2 separate regions of the Mus musculus genome follow, and region 2 is linked to region 1. Evidence: chromatin loops called from intact Hi-C (ENCODE). Cell type or tissue: heart. All regions are shown on one strand.

Region 1 (8,000 bases):
CCAAGTGATGGTTGGCTAGGGAAAAGGGGAGGCAAACTTAAAGAAGAAATCTCAACTCTAGTCTTATTGCAACTTTGATATGATATGCCAAGTTGGGCTGGTATGCATGGGAAGTCTGCCCTTTTCTGAAAGAAAATGAAGAGGACCTGGGGTTAGAGGGACTGGCAGAGGGAGAGGAAGGGGAATTGCAGTTGGGCTGTAATATGTGAGAGAAGAAAAAAATGAAAGTAAACTAACTTGTGAGCCCTGCTATCTCCAATGCCTTTTGGTATTCATGCATAGTTTCATAATTTACATCAAAAGATATAACACGGAGTCCTGTTACTGTAATGATGTATTGACAAAGAGAAGAAGCTGGCAAGGTGGCTCATCAGACAAAAGCACTGGCCAAGCCTTCCAGCTGAGTTCAATCCCTGGAACCCACTTGGTGGAAGGAGCGAGAACAAGAGAATATGAACAAAATATTAAGATGGTCAAGAAACACTAAGTACTTGTACTGACTAGTTTTGTGTCAACTTGACACAGCTGGAGTTATCACAGAGAAAGGAGCTTCAGTTGAGGAAATGCCTCCATGAGATCCAACTGTAAGGCATTTTCTCAATTAGTGATCAAGAGGGAAGGACCCCTTGTGGGTGGGACCATCTCTGGGCTGGTAGTCTTGGGTCCTATAAGAGAGCAGGCTGAGCAAGCCAGGGGAAGGAAGCAAGCCAGTAAAGAACATCCCTCCATGGCCTCTGCATCAGCTCCTGCTTCATGCCCTGCTTGAGTTCCAGTCCTGACTTCCTTGGTGGTGAACAGCAGTGTGGAAGTGTAAGCTGAATAAATCCTTTCCTCCCCAACTTGCTTCTTGGTCATGATGTTTTGTCCAGGAACAGAAACCCTGACTAAGACAGTACTGGAATCAATAAGTCCCCTGTAGATTGTAGTACACAGCTACACGGCTCACGACTGCCCCTCAGACATTTAGCACAATGTCTGACACATGTATTTTTTTTCATCTCCAGTACATTAACAATTCCATAAGGAAAAGATTTTTGTGTCTCTTTCCTTCCTTCTTTCTTTCTTTCTTTCTTTCTCTCTTCTTTCTTTCTCTCTTTCTCTCTCTCTTTCTCTCTTTCTTTCTCTCTTTCTCTCTTTCTTTTGGTTTTGTTGCTGTTACTGTTTTTGTTTTTCCAGACAGGGTTTCTCTGTGTAGCTCTCGGTATCATAGAACTGGCTCTGTAGACCAGACTACTCTAAAACTCAGAGATCTGCCTGCCTCTGCCTTCAGAATGCTGAGATTAAAGGCGTGCATCACCACCACCTGGCAGTTTGTCTATTTTATCTACTGCTATATTCCCAGGGTTTTCATAATAGTGCATATTAAAGGGGTTCCACAAAACAGAACAGAACAACACACACACACACACACACACACACACACACACACACAAAACCAAAAAAAAAACTCAAACCAAAACCAAAAACAAAAAAAAACCTCAATTAGCAACTGTAGTTCTACATTCTACCAGCAGATGGCACTTGATCCCTAGATCTGACCTGCACACGACGGCCAGAATCGACCTGGATTGAGGAAGTTAAGGAATAATTTTGTCTTGGGACCCCTTCCCAAGAGATGAATGGGATGACAGAAGAACTCAACATCTATCTACCAAAGCTTCAGGAGACAAAACTGAGGCTCCAACTCCAGCACAGGTATACATCTGTGTATCTAGCAGGTGCCCATAACTTCACACCTGGTCATTGCTGTCAGCTTTGTCCTAGTGACAGTCTGCTTTGCTTCACTTTCTGACTTCTAACAGCACCTTGCAATGCGCATGCATGCGCGCGCACACACACACACACACACACACACACACACACACACACACACACAAGCACACACAAGCCTGCAGCATAACCATCCCCTCCCTATGACAGCCAGACTTCATCTCAGCCTCAGCCCCCGGCTCCCCTATACCAGGGGCAAAAGCTTATGGTGAAAAGCCCTAGTTCTGAGTTAAGCCTGCATGGCAGCCTCATCTCCAGATGTGCCACTCTGGCCCTCTCCTTCCTCGTCTATGCTCTAGGGCCCCAGGTCAGTGTCTCTTCCCTGACCATCTTCACTATATTGTACTGCTCCATTGCCCTTGACAGAATTGTCCTGTGCTTTTAGAAACACATTCACCAGCACATACTGCTCGTGCCTCCAACTTGATTTTAAGACATTGGCTTGCCCTCCAGCAGGTTTTGTATTCTGTGGGTCCCCGAGCCCTCTCCCATGCTCAGCACATGTAATCATGCAGTTGCCTGCACAAGTCAGAATAGAGGGGAAAGCTGAAACGGGGCAGGTGTCCTGCTAACTCTCCTTGAATGGTCTTACGCTGGAGCCACTTGGCAGCACTCAGCTCTATGCCCTGCAGACTTTAGGCTAGGCCTCCAAAGGTTAGTAGGGAATTCATTTAGACGCAGAGAGGGCCAGCTACGTGCAGGCACTGATCTGCTGGGAACATGAAAGCTAACAAAACCCTGCTTAAGCAGAACTTGTATAAGTTTGAACACATACATAGAAATAGAAATACGTGAGGGGGGAATAAATGCTATAAGAAAGCATAAAGCTGGATGAGGGCACAGAAGGGATGAGACACGGTGAACTTTGCTAAGATACAGAAGACCGTTGCAGGCAAGAGAAGAGTATGTGTGCAGAGCAGGAGGCAGAAGATCCTCTGTAGTGGGACTAGGCGTACAAGCAACGGGAATGCTACCTGGAACTACAACGGACAGATAAACCAGGCTCAGGCCAAGGGCTGCCAAAGCCCCTCCTAGACTAATCAATTGCACCTTGCCCAGTCTGGCATTGCCAGGCTCCTGTGCCTTCACTCCAGAGACACCTGGGTACTCAGGAGAGGTCCCCAACTCATTAAATCCTGGGCAAGGCGTTGTTGGGGCGGGGAGGGGACCTCCTGTGATAACAGAGTCCAGAACCCGCAGCGAGTGGTGCAAAATAATAAGTTGAAGAGTTGGAGCGAGGCGTGGCTTTTCAAAATGTGCAAACAACGCTGACATCTAGACTTCCTGGAACACAGACCCAGTCCCTCGCACAGGTCAGGGCAGCCTTCTCTTTCACAGAGCTCCTAAACCCTTGCCTAAGTCCTCTGCGTGTCCCAGCAGACCTGAGCCCGGACTATACACTTGTCTTGGCGCGCCTGCTTCGCTGTCAGCCCGTTCCTGGAGATGCGTCTGTCTTCGCGCCCTGATGTCCCCACTCCCCCCCCCCCCCCCCCGCCCAGATCCTCCACCTACTGGCGCCCGGAGCCAGTTTATCCTTCTCTGGGCCTCAAGAACCCAGAGCGCCCACCCAGCCACTGCAGCTCGTTAGCCCAGCACAGAATGAGTGAGAAACGCACACGAGCTTAACGTCGGGGTTCTGGGAGAACTGGTGTCCAAGGGAACAGATAGTAGATTTATTTTCCCCAAAATAACTTTTTGAAAGCTGGTCCGAGCCCCGGTTTCGGAACCTCGGAGCGGTTTCTCTAGTAGTTACTGAGGACAAAGGGACAGGACCCGCACTCCACTGAAGGCGTAACTGTCCGGGATACCCGCATCCCTTTGCTCCACCCCGCCCCCAGCCCTATCCCCTCTTCAGTGCTCACCCGGTGAGCCGCCCTCGCCGTGCAGCCGCGGGTCGCTGAGGGGTTTCCAGGCGCGCGACAGAAGGTGCAGCCCTGGCTGCTATCTGCTGCTGGCCCCGGGGATGGCTTCTCCGAGTCTGGACAGGTGGCTGGACTCGACGCAGCTGCTGGGTTCGGGGTGGCCTCCTGGCCTCGGCCTCTGCGAGCCTCCCAGGGTTCCCCTGGGCCGGCTGGTTCCACTCAGAGGGCGACAAGCCGGGGACCGGCGCGTCAGGCTCTCGGAACAGACTGTACACCTTGGCTGCAGCCGCTGCGGGGTGGCTGCCCACGGGGTGCCACAACCGATTCGCATCCCTGCTAGCTGGTTCGTATCTCCCTATGGAATCCCGTTGGGCATGACTTGTCCCCATCAAGACAGCCAGGACAAGTGGCAGGAAGCCCCTCCAACGCACCCGTCGGATGCATCCGGAGCAGCGAGCGGTGGTCGGCGCTCTCATGGCGCCAGAGTGGCTGCAGAGCTGTGGGCACCGGAGACCTCGCGGGGAGGTGCTTTCCATCGTTCGCTCCACAGACCCGCCTGGCGACTTGCCCCTTCCCGTCTAGGGGACCTCTGAAACAGCCGTTTGGGGGTCCAGGGGTTCCTAGGTAAGGGCTGTATGGCGTGAGCTGCCCGGGCTGCGCACCGAGCCCGAGCCTGCCGCACCTTCGCTCCCGCACTGCCGCCGTCTGAAGGGGAACCGAAGGGTTTTATTTTTGGAAACCGCCCCCTGCTTTTTCGCCTCTTTTATCCACGCCATGCCCCCCTCCTTGGAGGGACAGCTCGGCCCCCTTATTACGGGAGACAAGAATTCCAGCAACACCCTCTTTGGCACCGAGAAGCGAGCGGGCGGCGAGGGGATTAACCCGTGAGGAGCTGCGGGCGACAGGGCAGACCCGGGGACTGGAAAGACAGATGGCGTCTGCCTGGACCAGCGCACCTGAGCTGCCTTTTTCCTGTCCTGGGCAAACTCAAGTTGTCCACCTGTCCTGGATGTATTTTCTGTTCCTGACCTCACGGACCCAGATGAACTGCTTCTCGGGCCTGAAGGAAGCTGGGGAAGGTACCCAGACCGGAGTAATGGGGACCGAGCCCGAGGCATGCGCGCCTGGTCTCGTTGCTTCCACCTCTGACCGCTGGGGGCGCTAGGCGAGAATGCAGGTGTCCCTGGGGCAGCTCCCAAGAGCCGGTTGCCTATGGGGAAGGGCAACTTGGGGCGCGCGCCCCCTGGTGGAGCTGGTCACACCCTTGGCCACCGTGTTTTGTAGCGACACACTCTGCCAACCTGCTTAGAGCCTAGATCTTAATCTGCTTCCTGTGGCGCCAAGCCTTGACCTGGGCCTATGGTGATGGTGGATGCCCGCTGGAAGAGTTGTTCTCTTTTTACAAAGGTAGGCATGGAGCCTCTTGAATAAGGTGACTAAAGGAGAGTATTGCTAAAGATGGAAATAAAACCCAGGCTAGTGGCCTCTGGCCCACAGTCCACTCTTTGAACTCCTACCACCGCCCCTCATTCCTTGGAGAATTTCCCCAAGGGGCTGCATGAGCCTTTGAGCCCTGCTGGGCCGGGTTCTCACACCTTCTTGTATTGAAGGGGACAGGGATGTCCGTTGCCTCCCACCTAAATTAACCTTCTTCCCTGTGTCCCATGCCCCAAAGCCTAAAAGGCTAGGCATATATGGTTTTCCTGAAAGTGTTTTCACAGCCTACTGGCTCCTAAGCAGACAGGATAAAAGAGCCTGTAAAGGCACCAATTACAACTTCCCATACCAGCCCCTCCCTTCCCAGAATCCTAAGTAATACCTAACTGGATTAGAAAGTCTCAATATTTGACACTGGCCTACGGAGTCCTCCCTGCCCGGCTGGTTTTCTGACCGATCTGAACTTACTCCTGCTCGGTATTCATTACACAGTACCCTCACAGTCTCTGCTTGGCAAATGTTTGATGCATTGTGACGGCTCATCTCTCTACCTAGAGTATTCATCTCCAAGAGGTCTTCAGGACTACCTCTTCATTTCACCTCACAGAGCAAACATCGGCCCCTACAGTGGCCATGTGTGTTCTTCCGCTTCCCATTCCTGTGAGGAAATACCCAAGCTTGCCCACTTACAAGGGGAAATCATTTCCTGGGGCTTTGTTGTTGTCTTGGGTTGGTTTGGTTTTTGTTGTTATTCTTTGGTTTTGGTTTTTCTCAAGACAGAGTTTCTCTGTTTAGCTCTGGCTGTCTCCTTTGTAAGACAGGATGGCCTTCAGCTCAGAGATTTGTCTGTCCCCTGAGTACTGGGATTAAAGGCATACGGTGCCACCTCCCAGTTCTTCCCTCCTCTTTTAAAACATATTTTAAAAAATTATTTTCAGCTATGTGTAGGTGTGTGTATATGTCTACATATGGGTGTGTGCACACGAGTGCAGGGTCCTTTGGAAGCCAGTTACACAGGATCTCCTGGAGCCGGACTTACAGGTGATTGTGAGCCACCCAAGGTGGCTGGGAACTAGGGACCTCTAGGGACAGCAAGTGCTCTTCACCACCAGCTCTCTTTAGCTCCATTCTTCTTTACTTAATACATGTCAGACAGGGTCCTTGGCTTGCCAATTTCTACCAGATACAAGAACTAAGTAACTAAGTAGCCTTTGTAACTAAGATCAACTTTAGAAGCTAAAGAGTTGAAAGCTATTCAATTCCATCACGATCATATCTAATTTAATCCTCTTCCTCTCCCCACTGTATCCTCATGAAAAAGCTGCAGGCCCTATAGTGGGGAAAGTGGGGTGGGTGGGGTCGGATCTGTTCTTCAGACTCCCCTTTCACGCTCTGGCTCTCCAGGGTCATGTTTCCACAGGAAGTGTCAGAAAAGGAGTAACAAAGTCTTATTTAGCTGATGCCCAAGCATTGGTCAGCTCATTCATAGGCATGTGTGGGTTCTTTGGGTGTGTGTGTGTGTGTGTGTGTGTGTTCCACCCCAAACTGTCATAGCAAAGTCATCTTTGACCAACCTCTTGGCAATCCTGCATTCCTTGCCCCAAGAGACATTCCAGTCCCTGCCAGGCCAGGCAATGGTAAGGTGGCTACTTAACTTCCCTACCATGTAGACTATTCTAGCAAAGTTCCACAGTTACAATTCTCCATCAGGAAGTGCATGTGAGTTTCTTCATATGTGTTCTTGCTCAGTTTCTAAAGATGCACATTAGTAGCTGCCAAGAACTCTCTTACTGTGTCTTGGCATCTGTGGTGGTGGGGAGATCTGTAATAGCCATCGATTGCCCGAGCACCAGAAAAAAAGACAGCAGTCATAGCATCTCCTCTTCTGCCAGATGGTGGCCTGCATTAGGAGTGTCCTCAGGCTCAGGGAAACCTGAACCCCGGCTTCTAAGTTGACCAGAGAGTTCTTGCCCCAGTGGCTAACTCCATCTTTTTCACCTATGGGCAGGAACCAAGGTAGTTGGTAAAAGACCTGTTCTACTTAACTGTGTCCTATACTTCTCTTCAGAAGGCCCTGTTGTTCTAGGCTCTGTCACTTGAGTGGACAGTGTATGTTTGTGTGTGTGTGCGCGCGTGCATGTTCATGTGGGGTTGCATACATGTGTGGTAGCCTGAGGTCACCCTTGAGTGTCATTCCTCAGTGGTCATCCATCAAGATCTCTCACTGGCCTGGGACTTACTGATTCCACTAGACTAGCTGTTTAAGAAGCCCGGGAGATTTATCTGCCTCTGCCTTCCCAGTGCTGGAATTAACAGACACATGCTTTCATGCCTGGTTTTTCATTTCTTTTTTCCTTCTTCTTCTTCTTTCTCTCTTTCTTTTGTTTTTCGGTTTATTTTATTTTATTTTATTTTAACCTGTGTTCTGGGGACCAAACTTAGGTCCTCGTGTTTGCAGGCAGGCACCCCATCAACTGAACCATCTCCCCAGCCCAGCTTCAGCAGACACACTAAAACCACAGAAAGAGTCCTGTTCCACAATCTATAAAATTACTCATCAGTCTGACTTCCCTAGCTACTGTATCTCTAACTGAGCTGAACATACAACAGGGCTAGAATCTGGTGGGTGGTCAAGAGACACCTGGATGGCAGCTCTGGGATGAATGACAGAGTGCCCCATCAACCAGGCGCAACTGGTATCGCTAAGCCCATTTGAAGAGAGGAAAATGTGAGCTCTGGGTGGCCACTCCTGGTCCAAACTCTCATACTTGCTGTCCTTGGGGATGAACGCCACCTCCGTCCCCAGAACACTTCATTTCCTCCCTTTACAGTGAAGCAATCGCCAGCCAGCCCGTGCTGACTCTTCCTGGTTGCAATGGGTGCCCATCTCTGCAGTCCAGACCTTCCTCCTGTTCTACCTGCCCTGGTGCC
Region 2 (8,000 bases), 65 kb before region 1:
CACAGTGTCGGCCCCGCACAGCGCACAGTGGAACATTAGCACATATCAAGGCTACGATCCTCACGTTACAGATGGAGTAGCAGATTAACTAGCTCACCCTGGGCCACAAAGCCAGTGTGTCGAAGCCAAGAGTCATAGCTACACTTGGTGTTGCTCGCCACAGCGATGGATAGAGACAGATGGGGCACAGGAAGCAAAGAGGAATGCCAGAGGACAGAATAGGGCACTGGGACATTGCTGGGACTGTGAAGACGGATAGCAGAAGCTTGGATCTGGGACAGCACTGGGTTCCTTCGTTTGTTTGTTTGCCTGCTTTTTGTTTTGTTCTCTTTTGTTTCTGAGATGGCGGTTTCTCCGCGTAGCCCTGGCTGTCCTGGGACTCACTCTGTAGACCAGGCTGGCCTCTAACTCAGAGATCTGCCTGCCTCTGCCTCCCAGGTACTGGGTTTAAAGGTGTGGGGCCCCACACTCTGTTTCAGCACACAATTCTTAAGCAGGAAAGCAAGGTTGCTGGAGAAGCCGTGCACGGAGACAGCTTAGCAGGAGATGAGCGGGGACCAGCAGACTGGAGAAGGAGAAAGCAGATTCAGTCTTCTGGAGGCGCTGGGAGATGCTCAGTCTTGGATGCCCACGGGCATCCCGGGACCAGGGAAGAGGGCCAGATGCTTTTTCCTCTGTGAAATGGTTTGAGATACTCAGAGCTATGCTTCTGCTTTCCGGTGAGCTCCTCCCAGAGGGCCTATGTTAAAAAAGCTCAGAAAACATGCCAGGTTCAGGACCAGCTCTAGCTTTCATGCACAGCGCTCAGGTTTGAGTGACAGCCAGGACTAACTACACAGTCGAACGGGTCCTGGGTTCAACTTTGTGATCTCTCCAAGTTAAAATCTGATATCGGGTCCATGCTTCTCCTCTTCTGTTCTCATGAGACTACGTCTGGAGTTTATGTCATTCTCCAGTTACCCGAACCCAGCTCCCTGGCAGGAAGGCTCACTCACCTGAACAGCCCGAGAGTCACCTGGGAAAAGAAGACAAGATGAGCTCCAGGAGGGGAGGCAGCGGCCTTTGCCCTCCATGTGGGACTGCTTCACAGTCTGCCCCCCTCGCTACGTCCCCAGCAAGATGAGCAAGACCCAGAGTGCAACTCTTTTGACCTGCCTCAGCCTGTCAACTCCCTTTTGGGACTGACCATCCCAGAAACCCAAGGCCGGAGATCCTTATGGGTAGCCCAGCTCTCCTCTCAGTTGGAGAAAGGAAGCCTCCTGCATTCCTTCCAGGTGTCCAATGACAGGAGTCCCCATTTCCCCACCCACCATCCCCATCAGACCCATAACAGACTTCCTCCCGCCTGTGGCCTTGATCATGTGGGTTACCCACCATCCTCTCTGCCCTGAGCTGTGGATTAAGAGAGAAGTTCTAGGAAAGGAATGAATTGCCTCTGACTGAACTAGTGTCCCGCACCCATAGCTGCTGAGTCCCAGATTCTTGGCAATCTCCTAGTTTTCTTGGTCCTACTTCCTTCTTGGTCTCCTGTCCTGGGTGACCTGGGCATGACCCAGTTGTTTTCTGGAACACTGATCAGAGGCCTCAAATACAAGCTCTTTCTAGCCCACACATCCTGAGCTTCAGGCAACAGAGTTGGACAGTTCTGAACCTAAGACCCAGGGCGAGGACCTGGTAAGAAAAAGAGGAACCTGAGGTGTCTCCCCCAGCTCAGAGACCTTTGTCAGGGAGGGTCTCAGCCTCAATCCAGGTGGCGGTGGCTGCCCGGAGTGGTTGCCTCTCTGCTTGCCCAGGTGGGGGTGCAGTGCTCTGCTCTGTCTGCTCCCTTAAGGGGCTAGCCAGTTCCTCTTCTTCGGCTTTCCTCATAGACAGGCGGATGTCTGAGCTCGAGTAGGTGTAGCCATGGCCAGCAGGGCAGATCTCCCTGAAGGCTTCTAAAAAAACAACAGGAGATTAACTGAGCCTTGTCATTCCTGTAAGAAACCAGGACTCCCTTCCTTCCCTCAAGGGGACAAGACATGGTGGCTGCAGAGAGTGTCCCAGGTCTGGAATCCAGAAGGTAGACTGAGCTTTCTCTGCTTGAAGGGGCCTATCCAGGCTGGGGAAGTGGTCACTGACTTTGATGGCCAGGGCTGGGCTCTCAGGGTGGGGTTACCTGTGCCAGGCAGGGGACACTGTTCACATGTGCTACCCCAGGCTTTGCCCACACGGCTGCAGCAGCATATCTGCTTGGTGATCCGATGAACCAAAGGCAGGGTGCAGGTACCAGACCCCAGTGACCGGTAGCATAGTCCCTGCTGCATGGAGACAGCCTTGTCCGCTGCAACAGACAGGGCATATGGGAAGGGGTAAGCAGGAAAGAAATACAGAAGGCCGTGGACAGAGGTGTGGTCAGCCACAGGCACGGGGATTAGCCTGGCTCGTGTCTCAGCCTGGAAGCTCAGGTGCTCACGAGAACTTGAGCAGGCATGGCAGTAGTGGAGGCTCCCACATCTCCCCATGGCGTCTACCCAACAAGGCGCTAGGTTCATGTAGGAAGTGTGAGAGCAAGCCCGGGGAATGCGGTTGTTTGTCTCTACCTTCTGCTTTCGTACTGTTTAGTAAAAAACGTCAGTTGTGTGTGCTGCAGGATGAGCACTGTGCTCTGAGATCCGCAGAAAGCCTTCCAGGGAAGACGGGATGAGCTTAGAACCAGAGGTTTGCCACAGAGCTTTGAGGACAGGGACCTTGTTTGGGTCTTCTTTGTCACTTGGAGTCCTCCATGGGTATAGTGTGTATGGCCGATTAATAATTCAAGTTGAATTGATACATGGATGCCTCACTTAATTAAACAGCTGAGTGCAGAATCTGGGGCCAGATGAGTAGCTCAGTAGTAGAGTCCTTTCCCAGCAGGCCTAAAGTCCTGGATTTCATTGCTAGCACTACAAATAGACACACAGACACATATATAGACACATAGACACACAGACACATATATAGACACACAGACACATATATAGACACACAGACACATATATAGACACACAGACACATATATAGACACAGACACACAGACACATATATAGACACACAGACACATATATAGACACACAGACACATATATAGACACACAGACACATATATAGACACACAGACACATATATAGACACACAGACACATAGACACAAGACAAAAATAAAAACCCCACTATGTCCACAAGTCCTATGGATACAAATGCAAGTGAATATTGAAAAGAAATAATCTCTTGCTTATTATCTCAGTGGAAAAAGATGCAGCCAACCAGTTGGAGAGAGTCTTACATCTTTAGAGGGATGACCACACTGTCAGAGGGCAGAGTGGGGTGAAGGAAGCAACAGTTAAAGTTGAGAAGTAATGATCCCGAGTAGTCCTGGTCATCTCAGTCAGTGATCTGCTTCCTGCCAAGCTGAGCTACACACCTCACTGGGCCCAGTTTCTCTACCTATAGAGTAATGTCAGGGACTGCAGGCACTTGGGTCTGCCTGGCACATGTGCCAACGCTGTAGAAAAGTGCTCAGGTCCTCTACAGGCACCACTCACCCCTCCCCCTCCCTTGGGACACTTCCTGACTGAAGGACTGAAGGTCATACCCCTGGTCTCAGTGATTGGGACAGGGACAGGCACTTGAAGAGGTAAGACTCACACTGCTTGGCTCATAAGGAGTGGCACTATTAGGAGGTGTGGCCTTGTTGGAGTAGGTGTGGCCTGGCTGTAGGAAGCATGTCACTGTACAGGTGAGCTTTGAGGTCTCCTATATGCTCAAGCCATGCTGAGTGTGGCAGTCTCTCCCTGCTGCCTGCAGAGCAGGATGTAGAATTCATGGCTCCTCCCCAGCACCATGTCTGCCTGCATGCTGCCATGCTTCCCACCATGATGATAATGGACTGAACCTCTGAAACTATAAGCCAGCCCCCATTAAATCTTTTCCTTTATAAGAGTTGCTATGGGCATGGTGTCTCTTTACAGCCATAGAACACTGATTAAGACGGAAGTCTTCTTCACAGGGTCATGGAGATTAAATCGAGCAAGGCACACAAGCAATGCAAGACCTCGACGAAGGTCAGGAACTAAACACACATCCATCAGTCCCTGAGCCCTGTATCCTCAGGTGCAGTCTGTGCCTTCAGTGGGCACTTCCCTTGGACTACTGTGGGGACAGGCTCTATGCCTTTGAATCCCAGGACGGACTATCAGGAAGCTGGACCAGCCTCCAGAGACGTCATTACTACGCTAGTAGGCAGGAAGTCATTGGCTTGCCTTCTCCATCTGCAGAACAAATCCCTGGAGGAAGGGGAGGGAGGAGTCCAGTGGAGGGAGAGACAATAAAGGCAGTCCCCTGCTCCTCTCCATATTCCTTTATCAGAGAGTCTTCCAGGCACTTTCACATCGGATGTTAACCAAACTCACTGATCAAGAAACCACTTTTGTTTTTTCAAGACAAGGTTTTGCTATGCAGCTTTGGCACGCCTTGAAATTACTCCAGACCAGGCTGGTCCCTGTTTCCAGAGTGCTGGGATTAAAGGCGTGCACCACTATGCCCAGCCCAATAAATGAACCTTAAGTGGCCTGGGAAAGGAAAGACTATAAGGTCCTTGGGGCCTTGATTACATATCATTGCCACCACAAACAAACCTACAGGTTCCCCCATCCTCTTCCACTCTGGGTTCTCACTGTCTCCTATCCCTAGAGATGTCAGAGCCAGATCTTTCTTCAGACCACTACCTCTGGGTGGCAGCATAGTCTGGTTCCTCCTATGGCCTTCCCAGACCCAGTAGCAGGCACTTTGTGGCCAGCCGAGTGCTCTGTGAGCTAGAGGTGACCTTGTTCCAGAGGTCTTTCGGGACTGGTTTTGTTTTGTTCTGTTCTGGTCAGACCTTCTTTCCTAAGAAAAGCCCCGTGTGGGCTGTAGTACCAGCTCTACTGTCTGGGGTGTGAGCAAGGGCCTGGCAGCCTGGGCTTCTCTCAGCTGGAAACCACAGAGGTCACTGGAAACAGAACTGCCAGGGTTTACAAGGAATGTATGTATACTATGTAACTCACTATGCAAGGTCACAACTCCTGATATGTGTGTATGCATGGTCATGGAGAAATATACAAAAAGAACCACGGAGTAATATTAAGGAGTGGGAATGGGGCAGTAATACCTCTCTCCCATAGGCAAATGAGTGCTCCTTAAAAATATCACTTAGGGACTGGAGAGATGGCTCAGTGGTTAAAAGCACTGGCTGCTCTTCCAGAGGACCAGCGTCTGAATCCCAGCACCCACATGGCAGCTGACACCTATAACTCCATTTCAGGGCATCTAATGCCTCTTCCGGCTTCTGTAGGCAGCAGGCACACAGTGCACAGACATACATGCAAGCAAAACATCCATACACATAATTAAAAAGAAAAAAAAATCACTTAGCAGCCATGGGACCTGGTTGCTAAACTTGGGCAGTAGATTAATCAGCAGCTACAGCTTACCCAGACACTTCAAAGTGGCAGCACACAGCTTCAAAGACAGTGAGACAGCAAACAGGACAGAAGTATGATCAGAGAGGAAAAACAAAACAAAAACGAGAAAATGTGAATCACAAAGAAGTTTTAGAAGAGAAGCCAGGAGTCGTAAGTGGGGCTGTAACCTCCAGTCCCAACAGGACACACGGATCAATTTTGCATGGTGGCCCAACTCCAAGCCAAAAGCAGACACTGGCTCTGGGCATGAGACCATGAGGTCTGGGGACATTTGGCTCTCTGTCTGGACTGTGCCCCTAGAGGGTGTCTCTCGCCCCAACCCCACCATCACTCACATACGCAGCGGCTCCTTGACGGATCCAGCATGAGGCCAGGCCTGCAGGTGCACAGGTAGCTGCCCCTGGTGTTCACGCACTCCGAGTCCTTGCAGAGGCCCAGGGTCAGGCACTCATTGATATCTGCAGGGTGTGGAGGAATGAATGAATGCCCATTCAACTGAGGCCGGATGGTTGGGACGGAGCTGCACACATTCAGTGTGAGAGAGTAGCCACTCGACAGTGCCAACAGAATTATTAAACAGAAAATTTTCACACCACTCCACTACCTGGCACATAGTAGCCATGTTGGCTGGAAAGCTAACCTTTATGGAGTGCCTACTGTATGCCTGATAGTCTTTGGGTATTTGAATATGACACCCCATTTAACCTTATAGGTAGTATTATCTGCTTCTTATGCCCTCATTTTATAGATGAAGAAAAGCTGCAGGAGTAACTTGCCCAGACTAACTGAGCTGTGGGTGACTCTACCCAGGGGCATGGGAATCAGGCAAACAACACTGTCTGGTTTGGAGGGTAGCAGACAGGCAGCTAATTCCCTTCTAGCTAGCTCTCTTCAAGAGCTCCTGAGCAGTTCCGAGGGGCGTATCTGCAGGGAGCTGGGAGCAAGGGGCTGGGGAGACAGCTCTGAAAGGCTGGAAAGAAGGGTAGGCTCAGCAAGTGGTTAGGAAGGTGCAAGCGGGCTGCATGACCTCCCAAGACCAGCAGAGGCTCCCATTCATCCTCACGTAAGAAAGACAAGGGCTTCTTCCTGGTGCCCACACTTCTTATGCTGCAAACGGGGAGCTCAAACCCTCATACTCTGGGCTCCAAGAGGTAGGCATTGTGGTGACAGCGCCTCTGTTGGTGACCATGATGGCTACGTCAATACTGATGTGAAGCACTTGGGAAGACCTCCTGCTTCCAGAGCAGGGTGTAATTTAGGTAGCCCAGTGCCCGGCAGAACCACCTGCTCATTCGCAGGCTTTGAGGAAGTTAGTACAAGATGAGGCCCGAATAGATGAGCACCAAGAGTATATCCTTGATAGGATGCCCCGCAGGAGCAGAAGCACCCAAGAGAGGCCGCTGACAGTTGGAGGGAGGCTGACCCACACACCTTCAGACTGTGGCCAGACATCTAAACGCAAGCCTAACTTGCCTCCCTGCACTCCAGACACTCATCACCCTCTCCAGGCAAACCCAAAGCATGACATGGTGCCCAAGACCCTCCCAGAGCCTATGGATGAGCAACTGGGTCTCATGAGACATCATCATCTCCTATGTGCTATAGACTGCTTGCCCTGTGCTCCTCGATGCTTCAGCCAGCCCAATGTAACCCTCTGCTTATCCTTCTGCCTGGGAGGTCTGCACCTGCTTCCGCTGGACGATTTATGTTCACTGGCCTAGCACTACCTCTATCTGGAAGCCTTCCTTAATCCTTTCAGCCTGGATTGGGTTTATCGGGACCCCATGCCACCCATTAAAAACCTTCTATGGTTGTATTTATTAACTAGGTTTCTGTTCTCCCGGGTCCTAGACTGGTTTGTGAGCATAACTATGTACTTAGCAACAAGTACAGGTTGGCTATAGCACACAGCTTGTGTATACAATCACACCCTAGACCTACCCTCTTGTTCTCTACCACTTCAGAGAGAGGGGGATGGTGCATGTGGGTGAAGAAGCAGGGGCCAGGGCACTCTGGGGTTGGAGCTTGGGATCCTTCCCAGGAGCTCTGTGGAGGGCAGGCAGGGGACTTGCTGAAAGTCTAAGAATGAAAGGCATAGAGTTCTCCTTATACCCACTAACACTCTGGGTCCACTGTACCCAAGGGAGTTTGAAGCTGGCTTAGGCAGAGCCAGCAACAGGCACTTAGGCCTGGAGCAAGCATCCTTTCTTATCCTTGAGCCAAAAATCCCTTCCATGGCTGGATACACAATAGGCAAAGAGCCAGTTTCCTCTCTCTGAGAGAAAACTTCTGAAAGGGACCTCAGGGACATTTGGGACAATATTGTCATCTTCAACCAGTTTTATTTACAGCACGACAGACAGCTCTCCACCCAATTGTTGAAGTCCTTTGAAGGTAAGTGTTCCCAAGTCCTGCTGACCCTGCAGGTCAGAGTTCTTTATAGCTCCAAAATCAACAAAGTCACCACTCAGTCCCTCTCTCTGTCCCAAGGCCTGGCCCCTCTGTGGGCTCTAACACAGGCCACC

The links. Hi-C counts contacts between places; a loop is a spot of excess contacts. Peaks named below come from ENCODE experiments on the same cell type or tissue, not always from the same donor. Only the 100,000 strongest peaks of a DNase experiment are listed, where the experiment ranks them.
Region 2: a loop joins it to region 1, with 1.9 times the contacts of the local background. A loop is called at or near these places in 9 of 42 quality-filtered maps.

What each region holds. Positions count from the first base shown.
Region 1 is chr12:84,872,124-84,880,123 of GRCm38, forward strand. It overlaps Ltbp2 (latent transforming growth factor beta binding protein 2), which reads right to left and starts at 4,368. Exons shown (of 36, transcript NM_001370743.1): 1 at 3,633-4,368. The coding sequence starts at 4,108. It overlaps D030025P21Rik (RIKEN cDNA D030025P21 gene), which reads left to right and starts at 3,679. Exons shown (of 1, transcript NR_028577.1): 1 at 3,679-7,632. In heart, CTCF peaks have their summits at 1,521 (motif pointing right), 4,799 and 5,019; a DNase peak (open chromatin) is centred at 4,828; H3K4me3 peaks cover 2,291 bases; H3K27ac peaks cover 348 bases; H3K27me3 peaks cover 5,969 bases.
Region 2 is chr12:84,807,430-84,815,429 of GRCm38, forward strand. Ltbp2 (latent transforming growth factor beta binding protein 2) reads right to left here. Exons shown (of 36, transcript NM_001370743.1): 10 at 5,811-5,933; 11 at 2,156-2,320; 12 at 1,719-1,934; 13 at 996-1,015. Among named protein-coding and RNA genes, the nearest start is that of Isca2, 38 kb to the left of the region's middle. In heart, CTCF peaks have their summits at 4,760 (motif pointing right) and 6,539; a DNase peak (open chromatin) is centred at 4,251; H3K27ac peaks cover 554 bases; H3K27me3 peaks cover 7,034 bases.